Regions from separate parts of the Homo sapiens genome. Here region 1 is linked to region 2. Evidence: chromatin loops called from intact Hi-C (ENCODE). Cell type or tissue: heart right ventricle. All regions are shown on one strand. Each heading gives the region's core, and the rest is flanking DNA. Links, peaks and the distances in the headings are about the cores only. Region 1 overlaps CDC14B (cell division cycle 14B). Region 2 overlaps HABP4 (hyaluronan binding protein 4).

Region 1 (8,513 bases), core at 317-8,316, 52 kb after region 2:
TGACAATGGCATCAGTAGGGGTGCTGCCATCCGCAAAGAAAAGATCATGGTGATCGAAGCCAGCATCCGTAAAGCGTTTGGCATCATACATCCTTTTATTCAGACGAATAATGGTAGTAACATTGTGATTCTTAAAATATTGAATATAAGTCTCAGGAGAATGTTGGTGGTAACCTACATAAAGAAATGCACCAGATCTTATAAAACACATAAAGAAAACAATGGCTAATAGTTTCACCTGTAACTGAACGGAAACAGTATCTGGACTGGGAATTAAATACCAATTTGATTATAACTGTAAAAAACAAAAGAAAAGAAAGTTAAAATCCAGTCAGAATGATCTACTGAAGTGACCAAGTATGCTTAAATAATAATTAACACTTGGTCAAGCTTGGTGTAACTCTTTCAAAAGAAAATATAGGATAGATATTTTCAATAACAAAATGAGATTAATGCCATAATTTCACATACCACTTTCAAGTCTGGCTCTTGAATGAGGTCCACAGAAGGCAATAAATCGGTCTGGTATTATCCAATTTAAATCTCCATTTTCTGCTTTCTGCAAGGGGAAGACCAGCACAATTCGTTTTTAAATGTATTCTCCCCACAACCTCTCTACTCAAGACTGAGTCTCTGAAGGACTTCAAACTCATTTGCTTTAGCGGAAAAGCTGTTTACAAATTGCCATGAGACAGGAATCTCAATTTGCCCTGCTATAAGTATATCTAGGGAATGGACGTATATCCTGTTCCTAATCATCTTCTTTTAACAGTGTTTCATTGCTAGGGTATCAGCCCTTGGAATACAGAGCTGACTGCTGCCATACAAATATACTATTTGGTTATTTTATCTGAATCAATTCTCATTATAGTTGCTGCTAATTAATAAGAAAGCAAGCAAACTTTTCCAGTATAAGGAATCTGGGAACTTCCCTGTTTTCCTGAATGACTAACTGGCTTCCAACATGAGCAATCTTGACTCCACGAATAAAGGGGGAAAAACTATCTACTTAGGTTTCTGGCTTCCCAATATTTACTTACTTACCTACTTACAGAGATATATCTTTCCACTATCTTCCTAACTATTTAATAAGGCAACCAATTTAAAAAGTTCATTTGTTCGTGATCAGCCTGACCAACATGGAGAAATCCTGCCTCTACTAAAAACTACAAAATTAGCCAGGCATGGTGGCGCATGCCTGTAATCCCAGCTACTCGGGAGGCTGAGGCAGGAGAATTGCTTGAACCCAGGAGGCGGAAGTTGTAGTGAGCCGAGATTGTGCCATTGCACTCCAGCCTGGGCAACAAGAGCGAAACTCTGTCTCAAAAAACAAAAATTAAAAAAATAAATAAATAAATGCACTGAACCGACCAGGAAACTAAAAAATTACAAGTATACCAAGATCACAGTATGTCCCTACAAAAAAACAAATATAAACTGATATGTAAGACATGTTACTTCCTGTTATTAGGTCCTTTGGATTGAGTTACCATTACTATTATAACATAGATACAGTTCAAATTTAACAATAATAGAAACTTCTGTCTTAATGAAATGGACAACAGAGACTTAAGCAGGAAGTAGAAGACACTTGATAGTGCAGAAGGAGAGGACTCGTGATTAAAAACAACAGATAAATTAGCTTTGAAATTGGGGTGTTTCTACGTGTACCTAAAAATGAGTAAAAAATAACAGAGTTTCTTGAATATCTACAGGGACCAAGCAGGTAATCCCAAACCAGTTTACTGGACTTAATGATCAACATGGGGAATCAGTCAGCCCATGTTCCATAATACAAAGGTCTAAACAGCCGGGTGCAGTGGCATGCACCTGTAGTCCTAGCTACTTGGGAGGCTGAGGCAGAAGGATCACTTAAGCCCAGGAATTTGAGTCCAGCCAGGGCAACACAGTGAGACCCTCTCTCTTTAAATAAAAAGAAAAGGAAAGGTCAAAGCAGGAATGAGGGCAGCTGTTGCCAGATATTCTGATTTTAAAGTGAAATCAGAAATCTGGACTTTTAAATAACAAACCCGTGATCAGTTGTTGGCAACAACTAGATTTCACTGAATTGCTGATGCCATTAATTAAGATACATCCTGAATTCAGAGGAGCTGAAATAGGAAAAAATGGGCATTGTAGAATCAATGAATGACACTATCCCCAAATTTCTAAATACACTATAATAACTGAACTGGTGTGTGGGAACCTAAACAGTTCCCTGTGTCACCACACAGCTTCATGGAGGTGAAGACGTTTGTGGTGTGCCCCTGCTACCCCCCAGCCCAGACCCTCCAATCTCTACAGTAGTAACAGGGGAGTTACTTAGTGCCTATATTATTCATTAATAGCACACAAAGGCATCACTACAAAAGGAACAAATACCAACTAGTGTTTTTAGCAGTTTTGCTTACATAGACAAAGTAACTTGTTTCAAATGTTTAATGTTTTAAGGACAAGCGCAAAAAAGGTGTTAATAACTTAGCTATATTCTGTAAGTTTAAGGTGCTAGTTAAATGTACGTTGTACTTTAGAAATGGACTGCTATCAGAGAAGTAAAGACAGGGTTGGCCCTAATGAATCCTACAATGTATTCTTACATCTTTGGTACATCACAGAAACAACTGAGTGTCATTATTAACTGAAATTGAAAAAACAGTTCAGTTAAACGTAAGAGTTTGAAATAATATTTACTTTGGACGTTGTGAAAAAGAATTCTCTGAGGATTCAAGATGCTGCCACATGAAGTGCTGCTGTTTGAGGAATCATCTCCCCAGTGCTGGGGAGCAAGTCTGCTCAAGGTAACTACAGCAGGGTAAGAAGACAGGAGGCTACAACTACTCTGGGCTGAAAAGGGCTTTAGCACAGTATCTTACTCATTCCCTATTTGGAGGATAAAGCTGTAGAATCAAATTATTTATTCTTTTTAAAATATATATACTATGTTAAAAAACATAGAACACACCTGTGGTTTTGCCTGGCTTATCTCTCCCTGGCCCTGTCCTATGTTTTTAAGAAATTTTGTGTGGTTGGGTGCCGTGGCTTACATCTGTAATCCCAGCACTTTGGGAGACTGAGGCAGGTAGATCCCTTGAGTGCAGGAGTTTGTGACCAGGCTGGGAAACATGGCGAAATCCCATCTCTACAAAAAAATTACAAAATTAGCTGGGCATGGTGGCACGTGCCTGTAGTCCCCGTTACTGGGAGGCTGAGGTGGGAGGATCACTTGAACCTGGGAGAGAGAATGCAGTGAGCCAAGATCGCACCACTGCACTCCAGCCTGGGCAGCAGAGTGAGACCCTGTCTCTAAAAAAGAAAGAAAGAAAAATAAAATAAAATAAAACTGTTAGAAAATAAATTTTTTTTTGGTCCGGCTGGTTTGATGGGGCTGACCCTATGCCCCAGGCTCCTGGGATGGCCAGAGAACTAAGGCTGGCCAGAGTATTCCTTAGCCCTGCCCTGCCAAAGAACACAGGCTGGTGCAGAGATGGGCACATGACGTAAGTCAGGCCAGTGAGAGGCATTCCTGGGCCTTCTGATGGAGCTAAGATTACACTTTTCTGATCATTTTGCCAAACTGGCAGGTCAAAGTTGCTGGTGGCCATCTTTATCACTACTGGAGAAGGCTGGCCTGAGAATAAAACTAACTTCAAGTCCAATTTCTGATTAAGTGTCTGAGCACCTGAAGGGGCATGCTAGAAGCCAATCCTATTCCTGGACTTTTAATTTATGTAATCCAGTAAATTTTTCCCTTTTTTTTGAGACAGAATCTTGCTCTGTCACCCAGGCTGGAGTGCAGTGGGGTGATCTTGGCTCACGGCAACCTCTGCCTCCCGGGTTCAAGTGATTCTCCTGCCTCAGCCTCCTGAGTAGCTGGGACTACAGGCGCCCACCACCACGCCTGGCTAACTTTTTGTATTTTAGAGATGAGGTTTCACCATGTTGCCCAGGCTGATCTCAAACTCCTGAGCTCAGGCAATCTGCCCCTCTAGGCCTCCCAAAGTGCTAGGATTACAGGCATGAGCCACTGCGCCTGGCAGATTTTTCCTTTTTTATTTAAGCTATTTGTGTTTACTTTCTGTAACTTGCAACCAGAAGTGTCCTGACAAACCGAAGGTTATGGCAAAAACAAAGATATTTTCCAGAGATAATTAGGTGTATAATGACTATTCATCTCATCTTATTCTATGCTAAGGGTTTTAAAAGCATCTCAATCACTGTGTGACAGCCATCAATACTAAAATACATTTAAACTAAACAGTATAAAGAACACACGGGGCACACTCATTCACTCTAGAATTGTGCATCAAATGCAGAAATTCCCACTGAGAATTGGGACAGGAGAAATAGGGATAAGAAGATGAAGACTTGACTTTTTTTCACTCTATACACGTCTAAAACAAAACAAGAATATTGCTTCTGTAAGTGAAATGGGTGATTAAGAAAGCTAAAAACAGGGCCGTGCACAGTGGCACACATCTGTGATCCTAGCACTTTGGGAGGCCAAGGTGGGAGAAGTGCTTGAGGCCAGGAGTTCAACTCTAGCCTGGGCAACAAAGTGAAACCCCATCTCTACAAAAATAAAAATTAAAAAATTAGCCTGGCATGGTGGTACATACCTGTGATTCCAGCTACTTGGGAGGCTGAAGAGAGAGGATCATTTAATCCCAGAAGTTCAAGGCTGCAGTGAGCCATGTATACCACTGCACTTCAGCCTAGGTAACAGAGCGAGACTTGGTCTCTCTCTTTTTTTTTCAATTTAAAAAAAGAAAAATTAAAAACAGGCAGAGAAATTTTGGTCAGAGTACAAACCATCAGAGGATAAGTAAATTCTGGAGATCTAATGTGTGTACTGTATGCTTGAAATCTGCTAGAGTACATCTCAGGTATTCTCATCACACACGCCAAAAGACTAAATTATGTGAGGTGATGAATATGTTAATTAGCTTGATTAGGTAATCATTTCATGGTGTATACATATATCAAAACATTACTTTGTACATCTTAAGTATATATAAGTTTTATTTGTCAATTATTCCCCTCAATAAAGCTGGGCGGGGGGAGGAAGAGTTGAAAACATGATCCTTGAAGACTTACTTCATAGTGTTCATATTCATCAAGGTTAAATGAGTTGAAATTAAGGAAGCCATACTGCATTGCCTAAAATCCAAAAGAAAGCTTTTAAGAACAAGGATGCAAATAAGAAAACAGTTTCCTATCCAATTTCAGAATACTAAATATCAGGGGCCCCCCAAGAAAGTATTGTCATGATCAGATTACTTTCCACTGAACAGCTTTCAAAGGAAGTGGGCGGCGTCTTCTAAGTGCTTCTTTTATATGGAAATTAATTATAACTATATGTAATAAGTTTGTTGTGTTTTGTTTGGATTTTGTTTGTGAGATGTGCTTTTTTATTTTCATTCACCAGTCATCCTATCCATGTATTGTTAAATAATCACGCCCTGAAAGTAATCCTCTTCTCTTACCAGATCACTACCACCCCTGGCTGAAAATTCAGAAGTTTAGGATTCAAATATAATGCACAACCCAATGGTCTCTACATCGATAAGAAAGAGGAGAGAATCCATGTGCTAGTTTATCCCAAACAAAACCCTCATACTTCATCCATATCTTCATTTTCAAATTCTTCCGAACAGTCTTTAATCAATGTTCCCTAAAGTAAACAGCTCTGACATCAACACTAAAATCAAAACTTTTGAGGAAAAAAAAGATATTCTTTCCATAGGAATAAAACAAAAAAAATTTCTGTCCTATCCTATAGCCTTACTCTGTGTGATAGCAGGCAGAGTATGATAACCAAAATAAGCAGAGTGTCTATTTTCTGAGACAAGGACAAACAGACCTAGCAGCCTCTGAGAAATATCCTCCTGGCTGCTGATCCCTGAGCCAAACAGGAGGGAAGCAAGAATTGCTGATCCACAAGGTATTCTTGGTTCAAAGAGGGGGCTTTTGTACACCCAGTTTTCAAAAGTAAACTACTGAAATACAAATGTAAAATAAGAAGGCTAGAATATCAACTAAAAAGGTCTTCATTTTATATAGTTATTTAAACACTAATCCCAAGACTAAGTCAATCACAAAATTTATTTCCTTGACTGCAATATATTTCATGATTTTGGACTACAGCTATTTCTAATAGAATGAAACAATAAAAAAAAGTAGTTTATAAGGAATTCCTATTTTCCTTTGAATTTCATGAGGTGATCTTATTGGAAGTGAATCACACTGAAAACATAATTACATTGATGCATGTTTCTTCATATATGCAATATTCAAAATCAGTCACAAATAAAAAATGCTTACACTGCAAATCAGAAGATAGTGACCCTTAAATAAAACTAAATATAGTGGCTGGGTGCGGTGGTGCACGCCTGTAATCCCAGCACTTTGGGAGGCCAAGGTGAGTGGATCGCTTGAGCTCAGGAGTTTGAGACCAGCCTAGGCAACATAGTGAGACCTCATCTCCACAAAAAATATAAAAATTAGCTGAGCATAGCAGAAAAAATGAAAATTTAATTTTAAAAAAACCCAAAATATAGTATGCAAATGGCAATCTTTGACCTATCGTACCAGCTAATTGACTTTGGGTGCAATACCCAATTAAAAAAAAAAAAGCCAAAAAATAATAATAGAAGCTGCCATATGGTGTTATAATAGATCATTTCCAAACCCCTCAAAGCTTTACTTTTCTCTTTTTAAAGGTGAGTGTGCCTGCCTGCATGAGCCCACCTGGCAGGGGCTGCAACTGCAACCAGAAGGTACCATTTACACCTGTTGCCCTTTGGTCTCCTGATTTCCACCAGTGCCCCATACCTGCCCACACTGAGGGCCCATGGAGCCGCCTCAGAGCTCATGGCAACTACCCCAATCAGCTCCATATCCCACAGTCACTGGGCTCAAATCCAAACAATGTGCCCATACCTCATTGATTGATACAGGGAAAAAAGTATATCAATTAGTCTCTGAATTTGTATGCTGATTAGTCCTCTCGTTTTAAGACATGTCTGTCACAATTCCCAGCAAGCCACCATGTTTCATTATACAAGAAAGTAAACCTGGGTTCCTTTTGGCTCTAAAAGCACAAGTTACAGAAAAATGCTGTCAAAGGCTTATTTGATCCATGGGCTACTGATTTACCATTCTAGTTTCTCCTGCTGTCCTGACATTAATACCAGGACTTGCTGCACTGTGTGACCCCAGGGGACCCTGTTCACGTAGAACGTGATAGGGAGGGTGTCCCCTGGAATCAACACAGCAGCCCTGGTTATGACCCAAGGAATCACTTGGAAATAGTTTGACAAAGCAGCAGTGACCCACTTAGTTTCACATAAAACTGTATAACAAACTAATTGAGGCATTCAAATTCTGTTGAACTAGAAATTGAACGCCTGACAAAACAAAAATGAAGTGTTTGACAGTGACTGTGTTACGTCTGTTGTAATGGTATTGGCAGGAATCAGGTATATAGAATATACAAATCAAAGAGAACTTACCAGTAAACAAGTCATCTTTACTTTTGTTCTTTTAGATCATAATATACTCAAAACCAATTCTGGATCTAGAACCTAATCGTATAACTCTTATTTTCCCTGTTTCTTAAGTGACTTTTCCCCCAACTCATACATAGAAGCACTCAGAAATTCAGAATAAACTGTTTCCTGGTTTGGTCTCATTCTGACATTAGTTGGGAAATGGAGCACCTCTGTCACCATAGGCATCTTGGAAGAAACACTAACAAAAAGATCTCGGGAAGAAGGCCTAGTTTTCTTGGACCGCATGTTAGTTCCTCAACACAACACTGGGTGCATCCTACATGTCACTCACCTTCTTTACTGCATGAAAACAGTCAAGAAGTGTAATGTAGAAATTGCAACTTCCATAGGCAGCATCTCTGAAACCCAAGAGTAATAAAATGTAGATCAGTTAATTTTCTGCAATTACACTTACCTAAGACAAAGGTGACTAGAATTTAAAATCAAATGTACACTCTGAACCATTATCAAGAAGAAAAAAATCTCGCCTTTTGACTTTTAAATAAAAGATAAATCAATTACAAATTTCACTGCAGTTTCTACCTATTCCAATAGGTACTGTTTTATGGGCCTGGATCAATAATGACCACTTCCTAAATTTCAAATGTTCTCTCTGGATTATTTTTGGCTTTAACAGCTGAGCCACCTTCTTGAATTCAACAAATCAATACCTATCTCTCCCCCAAAGGGGCAAAGCATTTGAATTTTTTCTTTAAACTGGAAAATACCGTATGAAAATCTTACTGGGAAAGACTGCTTTTTGATCCTGTAATAAACATATGTGTGTATGTGTGTCTATTTATACGTGTGTCTGTCTGTGTGTGTGTGTCTCCAACCAAGTATGACAGAAATACTGAGAAATCAAGGTCACATTTAAAATATTAGGTAGAAGGTCATAAGCATTTTGTTGCTATCGTTATCCTAAAGACTTTTACCCATTTAACTGGGTAACTTCTGGGTTTT
Region 2 (8,513 bases), core at 85-8,084:
TTTTGAGATGGAATCTCACTCTGTTGTCCAGGCTGGAGTGCAGTGGTGCGATCTCGGCTCACTGCAACCTCCACCTCCCGGGTTCAAGCGATTCTCCTGCCTCAGCCTCCTGAGTAGCTGGGACTACAGGCACATTCCACTACACCCGGCTAATTTTTCTGGTATTTTTTAGTAGAGACGGGGTTTCACCGTATTGGCCAGGCTGGTCTCGAACTCCTGACCTCATGATCCGCCTGCCTCAGCCTCCCAAAGTGCTAGGATTACAGGCTTGAGCCACTGTGCCTGGCCTTGTAGAACTTTTTCATCACAAACAGAAACTCTATATCCATTTAACACTAACTCCCCATTTCTCCTCAGCATGTAGTAATCTCTATTTTACTCGTGTTTATGAATTTGCCTATTCTAGGTGCCTCATCTAAGTGGAATCGTTCAATGTTCCTTTTGCACCTGGCTTATTTTAACTATTAGCATCAAGTTTTCAGCTTCATTCATGTTGTAGCATGTGCCAGTCTTCATTTCTGTTTTTCTTTTTTTGTGTGTATTTTTGTGATGATTTTCAAATCTACGATTTTAATCCTTTTAAAGTGTACAATTCAGTGGCATTTAGTACATTCAGAGTGTTATGCAACCATCACCATGATCTGGCTCCAGAAGGTTGTTATCATCCCAAAAGGAAACCCCATGCCCATTCAGCAGTCACTCCCTATCCTCCCTCCCTGCAGCCCTGGCCACCACTGACCTGCCTCCTGTCTGTGTGAATCTGGCTCCTCTGAATATTTCATGTAAATGGAATCATACACAGAAGTCTTTTCTGCCTGGTTTATTTCACTTGCATCATTTTTTCAAGGTTTGTTCATGTCGTAATGTGTATTAATACTTTGTTTCTTTTTATTGCCAGATAATATTCCAAAAAATGTGCCATATTTGGTTTATCCACTCATTAGTTAATAGACATTTAGGTTGTGTCCACTTTTTGGCTATTATGAATAGCACTGCAGTGAACACTTGGGTTTAAGTTTTCATGTGGATGTGTGTTTTCATTTCTCTTGGGTATAAACCCAGGAGTGAAATTTCCGGGTCAGAGGCTAACTCAGCTTAGATTTTTGAGGAACCGCCAGACTGCTTTCCAAAGAGGCTACACCATTTCACATTCCCACTGGCAGTGTATGTGGGTTCCAGTTTCTCCACATCCTCCCCAACGCTTGTCAAATGTCGTTTTGGTTCTAACCATCCCACTGGGTGTGGACTGGTGCAGCTCTGTGGTTTTGACTTGTCTTTCTCTAATAGCTAATGATGTGCAACATCTTACTGCCTATTTGTATATCTTCTCTGGAAAAATGTTCACTCAGATCCTTGCCTTTTTTGGGGGGAGGGTGGTCATTTGTCTCAACTAAAGAGGACTTGTATCTAGAATTCATAAAGCATTCTTTTTTTTTTTTTTAAAGAGACAGTGTCTCATTCTGTTGCCCAAGGTGGAACACAGTGGCCATTCACACGTGTGATCATAGCTCACTGCAGCCTCAGATGCCTGGCCTCAAGCGATCCTCCCACCTCAGCCCCCTGAGTAGCTAGGACTATCGGCATGAGCCACCACGCTTGGCTGTTCATAAAGAATTCTTTATGTATTCTAGATACAAGTCCCTTGTGAGATATATTATTTGTAAATATTTTATCCCATTTTGTGGACTGTCTTTTTACTTTCTTGATGGTGTCCTTTGTAGTATAAAAGTATCTGATGATGTTCAATGTATGTACTTTTGTTGCTTGTTTTTTTGGTGTCATGTGGAAGAAACCATTGCCCAGTCCAGGGTTAAGAAAGTTTCTGCCTAGGTTTTCTGCTAAGAGTTTTATATTTTAGCTCTTGTATTTATGGTGTGAGGTAGGTCTAACTTCATTCTTTCTTTTGGTGTGTGTGGATATCCAGTTGCCCAAGCACCGTTTGTTGAAAATACTTTTCATTCTCCATTGAATTGTCTTTGGCACCACGGTTGGAAAAAAAAAATCAGTTGACCGTAAATGTGAGGGTTTATTTCTGGACTCTGAATTCTTTGCTCTCAATCTATATTTCTGTCTTTTGTTTTCTTTTTAAAACTCATTAAAGAGGATATTTGCAAAAGTATGCATTCATGAGCCACTGCTTTAAAACTTGTTTATGGTTTCCTGTATTTTATTTCAACCCATTGTCCATAATTACCTCATTTTGTCTGTCATGCTGTCTGGAAGGGAGTGCCAGTGGTGAAGTGTGATGTTAATGTCATCAGGATGGTGATGTTCCCATTTTTCAAAGATTGATTTGAACACAGATAGGAAGTATCTTCTGTTGGCAGTGATGACATAAAATGTTGAAAATGAAATATGGAAGCTTGTGAGTCAAAGATTTCCTTACCTTATTTGCATTTGAAATGCAGTACCACAAAAATATGTTGAATTAATGGTTATAACTTTTTCTTTATAAAGTAGACATTTTAGTACCATCAAAAAGTATTCTTTATGATTATATATCTCTTTATAGAGTTCCTGAGTTGGAGGTAGAAGAAGAAACCCAAGTTCAAGAGATGACTTTAGATGAGTGGAAAAATCTTCAAGAACAGACCAGACCAAAGCCTGAGTTTAACATCCGGAAACCAGAATCCACTGTTCCTTCCAAAGCCGTGGTGATTCACAAGTCAAAATACAGAGATGATGTAAGCATTGCATTTCGTATGTAGAGGTAATCTTTACTTTTACCTTACTGGAAGTGAAATGTACCTTTCCACTTCTGTCTTGAAAATGGAACATTAGTAGTTGGCAGTCTTTGTTTCTAATCAGAGATGATGCATGCCTAATTTTACTGTATTGTTCATTAAGAAAAGGAATTGAAACTTGAGGTATTGACAGATGCACAGAGCAGTTAGAGTGACAGTGCATCTTCTGCTCACCCTGGGACTATGCGGGTACTGTACACATACTGTGTATTAACTGTATTTCATTTTTCTCAAGGGAGAGTTACAGATTGTGTCTTGTACAATTCAGAGTTAATCAAAGGAGAACTACACTCTGTGTCCCCTGAGTAGGTTACTTTCAACTCTGTTTCTTGATAAGAGCATTTCACTGAGTAGTTGATGACTTTTTTTTTTTTTTGAGATGGAGTTTCGCTCTTGTTGCCCAGGCTGGAGTGCAGTGGCGCGATCTTGGCTCACCGCAACCTCCGCCTCCCGGGTTCAAGCGATTCTCGTGCCTCAGCCTCCCAAGTAGCTGGGATTACAGGCATGCGCCACCACCCCGGCTAATTTTGTATTTTTAGTAGAGACGGGGCTTTTCCATGTTGGTCAGGCTGGTCTTGAACTCCCGACCTCAGGTGATCCACCAGCCTCAGCCTTCTAAAGTGCTGGGATTACAGGCGTGAGCCACTGCACCTGGCCGAGTAGTTGATGACTTTTTAAACTGTGGTTGAGGTTCCATGCACTTCTGACGCCTTTCCCATGTTGGTTCAGCAGCTTTGCGCCCCCTGCCTAACTGCAGACGTGGCGGGAGATGAGTCCCCGAACGCTTGGCTGCTCGGTCAGGCACTGCCACAGCGGCCAGCGTGCTGCAGGGGTTGCTCAGGGAGCTCCTCCGTGTTGTGAGGCCTTATTGCTCACGGCTTACGTCCAGCTCTTCTCAGAAGCTTCAGTTTTGCAGGGAGAGGTTTCGGGGAAACATCTAGCAGCATATGTTGATAGGGATGCCATGGGGTCATCAAGTCCCCGACTTGTTACTGAACTTAAGGCTAGGTCCACTGAAGCATTCCCATTATGGGATTTAGAATCTGTATCATTCCATCTACAGCTTGATACCAGTCACTATTTCGAGGTGGGAGTGAGCAGGTAGCAGGTTCTTCCTCTCTGTGGGGTATTAGTTATTGATTTTCATGTGGAATCTCAGGAATGTTATGCTATTGTAGAGTTGTCATTTACACTTTGGTTAGTTTCATTTTCTGAGTGAGTACTTTGATTAGGTGTCATTTAAGATACAGGGTTCTTGGGAGGCCAAGGCAGGTGGATCACCTGAGGTCAGGAGTTCGAGACCAGCCTAGCCAACATAGTGAAACCCTGTCTCTACTAAAAATACAAAAACTAGCCGGGCGGTTGGCGGGTGCCTGTAGTCCCAGCTACTCGGGAGGCTGAGGCAGGAGAATCGCTTGAACCCGGGAAGCAGAGGTTGCAGCAAGCCGAGATCACGCCATTGCACTCCAGCCTGGGCAACAAAGTGAGACTTCGTCTCCAAACAAAACAAAAAAAAAGATACAGGATTCTCTCCCATCCTCTTGTTTTGGTCAGTCCAAGCTGTAGGAGGCCTTACTGAGTTTTGAGCTGTTCCACAAGAAATGGCTTTTTGTAGACATAGGCGGCCGGAGCTTTATTTCCCTGGCAATCTCTGGGAGGTGTTTTCTAACTCCATTAGCAAGCTGGGTTGGTTCTTAACCTGTCCACTTCCTTTGTTCTTTTTTGTTCTAGGCATTGTAAATAAAAATTTCTCTAAAACAAATGTGCTGTCAGGATTGAAATATGCAGCTGACATGTTAGGTAAAAATAGAAGCTGCTCTTTCTTAATCCACACCAGATTTGTCCTCCCGGGCTCCAGAGGTCTCCCAGAATATTTGAAGCAAGTGGGTTAGCTGAGTCATCAAGCCTGGTCTCAGTGAAGCACACATCTTGGTCCTTGTTAATCTTGGAGGATTGAAGATTTTAGCTAGGAATTGTTCTTAAAGCAACACAAGCCAGATCTTGGGTTCATCAGTTTACTTTGTTCTGGACACCTGAAGAGGCAGAAGCACTAGAATACCTAGCAAAGTTCAGACCTAGTAACAACCTCGCGTAAGGCACTGGGCGGTGAAAGCACTTGGGCCAGGGCCAGCTGGAGCTGCAAGTGGAGCCCAAGCCTTAGACTGTGTCCACTCCCTGCTCCACTGCCCCGAGGCCCTTCCTGCCCCTTCCTGCAGTGGGAGGCGACTCAGAGCAGGGACCCCAGGGAGACCTTACCAGCGCTTCCCTGCTGAGTGCCAAACAAGGCAAGGGTTGAGTATTTTGCCTGTTACTATTTTTTGTGTGTATCTTTTTACAGAATGCCAGTGCTCCTGGACTGTTTTTCTTCACCTTTTTAGCATTAAGCATCCAACTACCTAAAGCCTCTGCTTTATTTTAACCTGAGACCTCAAAGGGGACACAAATGTTAAACATGAAGGCTGTCATGAGCATATGGCCTAAAGGTGTTGATATGCTCGTGGAAACTTTGCTCCATTTCCTGGTTGTAGGAATGTTTAATGTTGTAGCACTTTGGAGATTCTCATCTGAAATCACTGACATATCTTCCTTTCTGTAGGTTTTTACTTTACTTAAAGTGGGGTTTTTGTGTGTGTGTGTGTGTGATACCCATTATTATGAGTTGAAGCCAAATCAAATTTGGATCAGATTTAATTAATTTATTTAATATAGCTGTCACAAGAGATAGAATTTTAATGAAAGCAGTTCTTAAAAAGCAGCTTGACTTCTTTGTGCAGTGTTGGTAGAACACTCAGGTAACCATACTCTTGTTTTTATAAAGTTTCTCTATATTTTGAGTCAGAATTGTTTATTATAAATCATGTGATTTTTAGCACATGGTATTATAATCAGCACCCATGCTGAAAGGAATTTCTCTGTTAAGTTCTGTTCTGGGAAGGGGATATTTCCTTATTTATCAAAGCATTTGTGAACAGATAAGACAGAAAATAAGCAGAAATGAAAACTTTTTTATCTCAGCAAAATACACTTAGATATAAAACATGTATATTGTTTGCTATTATTAGTCATGCCAAATCTTATATCTTAACCTGCTCAGCTGATAGAAATTTGGTCCCACTTGAAATCATAATAAGTTCAAAGATGTTTGGATTAAGATTGTAATTGCAAGAATGTGGGACTCTAGAACATACAGAACTCACTGTCTTAGAATCAGAACAGCAGTGCTGTCTTCCTTTGTCCAGCTCTGCAGCCCAGGGCCAGAGACAAATCCAGAGAATGGCTCTGACTAGCCCCTGATGGTGTTTTAGCTCCTGTGTAGCACACTGCAGCCACTAAGCCAGATGAGTGTGGGGATGGCTGTGGACTTGTGCGTGTTTGATGCTGTAATTGTGTTTCAGATGGTAAAAGATGACTATGAGGACGATTCCCATGTTTTCCGGAAACCCGCCAATGACATCACATCCCAGCTGGAGATTAATTTTGGTAACCTCCCTCGTCCTGGGCGTGGAGCCAGAGGAGGCACCCGGGGAGGCCGGGGAAGGATCAGGAGGGCAGAGAACTATGGACCCAGAGCAGAAGTGGTGGTAGGTGTCTGTATTGACGGTTTGGCGAAAGAAGTTAATAAGGACAGTGCCCTGGGCCCAGGATGGTCTAATTTCAGAGGGTCATGAGTTTCTGCAGTCACTTCTTTCTGTAGCTAGTGTGGGACTGATGTTGGGGCATTTGGACGGTGTTGTAGCATCATGGACATCTTGCCTAGAGACCGTTCTGTAGCCCTGGCTTCCAGGGTCTGCTGTGAAGGCACTCCCGGGATCAGAGAGAAACTCACTGTCACCCGCATTAGACAAGATCCCCAGGCTTGGGATTGAACTGGAGCACCTGACGTTTTGCTTACTGTGGCCTGATTGTGTGCCTTGGGCTCAGGTGATGCTGTCAGAGTGGACAGAATCCTCCCTAAGATCTCAAGCCCTTTGTGAGGGGACCTTCCTCAACCCCTCCCCGGCTCACCTGCCTCACACCGTCCTCAGCCAAGGCTGCCTGATTCTAGCTCTCAACACAGCACGCTCCTTACCCCTGGCCTCTGCCTGCTGGCCTCCATTCATCCTTCCAGCCTCACTTCCTCACAGGTTTCTTTGATCACATCTCCTAGACCGATCAAGGTCTCGGAGCAAAGGAGTTTCTTTTCATTGAAGCCTGATCTCCGTGTGCGGCTGTATTCTCACTGGTGTGGCTATCGGTCAGCGGCTGCTTTTGCTCATTACCGGTTTACGCAGTGCCACGCAGTGCCTGGCATGTAGTAGGTGCTTCCTAATGTGGTATGGACACTTATTCATTGGAAATCAGCCCCGAGGCCCCATGGCACAGACCCCTTCTCTGTGGCTGGTCTTGGCAATGCTCCTCCTGCTGCCCGGTTCCCTCGCTCTAGGGAGCAGCCCCTGGAAGCAGTGTCTATGGTTTGTTTTTGCTTAAGCAGGAGCAAAAACACAATTTTTTGGGCGGGGGGTGTAGGGGTATATTTGGGGCCAGGTTGGAAATAGGGTCTATTCTGCGATAGGAAACACACCCTCACTCCTTTCCTATAGCGGAGCTCTGTCCCCTGCAGCACTCCAGGGAGTGTGTTGGGAAACCACTCTGAGATCCAGTGCCACCCACCTCTTCACTGGCATCTGTCCCCACCTCCACAACCTGTGCATCCCTCCACCTCAGAACCGCCCTTAGGGCCCGCCCCCGCCCCCATCAGGTCACACTGTTTCCCAATCCAAGTCCTTGTTCCCTTTGCTCATCCATTGAGGTTCATCCCAGGGAGAACCTTCTCTTCCCACAAAACCTTGCCTGACCTTGGTGTCCACTGTGCCACCAAATTGCACTGGATGGCCCTCCTGTGGCCCCTCCTTCCCAGGACGTGTTAGTGAAGCTCCTGATTCGATGGTCAGTTTCTCCAGCACCGTGAGCTCCCCGAGGATAGGCACTGTCTGTGCTCCTCCAGTGCCCGGCACGCAGTAACCATTCTATTTACTCGATGAAGGACGTGCCCATGCAGAACCCCCAGTAAGAGCTTGCAGGACGTAGGAAGGGAGGCAGCTCCTTTTTCGAGGAGGCTGGAGGCCTGTGTGGGAGGGGGAGCTGTACTTTCCTGGGTTAGCAGTGACCTGTGACTCTCCCCTTCCCACTGTGGGTCCTGCCTCTAATGCAGGCCCCTCAGCGTTGGTGCCAGGCCCTTGTTATCCCACTGGGATATCGGGAATGGATGAAGGGGCAGTGGATTTCAAAGTATTTCTTTTTTTCTTTAGATGCAAGATGTTGCCCCCAACCCAGATGACCCGGAAGATTTCCCTGCGCTGTCTTGAAAGAGCCCTGTTTCCCAGCACCGCGGAGCTGCACTGCACACCTGTGGGGAGACTTTTCCAGCTGGGCCAAGGGAGTCAGACTCTAAGAACAATAGATGTTGCTTTTCCCGTGTCATGTAAATTTGTTGCACTTTTTTGGGCTGAGCTGTTAGAGGGGCTTCTCCAGAGGCTCGAGAGCAGGCCATTTCCCAAGAAGATGAAGAATGGTGACTGTGTTTTTATTGAAGGAATTTCAAATGAAGAATAATGTTTAAAATGTGTATATAGAGATAGTATAGACTCCTCCGCGGAAGCATGGAGGGAAAGGAGGTTGTAAAATAGACTCCATGGAGACTCTTAGGAAGCAGTAGATTCCCGGGGGCTGTGCCTTTAGCGTTAGAGGAAACACATAGAGCTGGAACTGTTAATGGAAAGCAGTCACAGC

What was found. Peaks named below come from ENCODE experiments on the same cell type or tissue, not always from the same donor. Only the 100,000 strongest peaks of a DNase experiment are listed, where the experiment ranks them.
Region 1: it touches region 2 in a loop (5-fold over the local background); 4 of 110 quality-filtered maps call a loop at or near these places.

The regions. Positions count from the first base shown.
Region 1 is chr9:96,533,984-96,542,496 of GRCh38, forward strand. It overlaps CDC14B (cell division cycle 14B), which reads right to left. Exons shown (of 14, transcript NM_033331.4): 6 at 7,843-7,909; 7 at 5,095-5,157; 8 at 472-559; 9 at 1-174. Among named protein-coding and RNA genes, the nearest start is that of CDC14B, 82 kb to the right of the region's middle. In heart right ventricle, for the core only: no CTCF peak of the experiment used is centred there; no DNase peak of the experiment used is centred there.
Region 2 is chr9:96,481,950-96,490,462 of GRCh38, forward strand. HABP4 (hyaluronan binding protein 4) reads left to right here. Exons shown (of 8, transcript NM_014282.4): 6 at 2,513-2,684; 7 at 6,140-6,325; 8 at 8,033-8,513. The coding sequence ends at 8,089. Among named protein-coding and RNA genes, the nearest start is that of HABP4, 36 kb to the left of the region's middle. In heart right ventricle, for the core only: no CTCF peak of the experiment used is centred there; DNase peaks (open chromatin) are centred at 4,872 and 6,222; H3K27ac peaks cover 2,677 bases.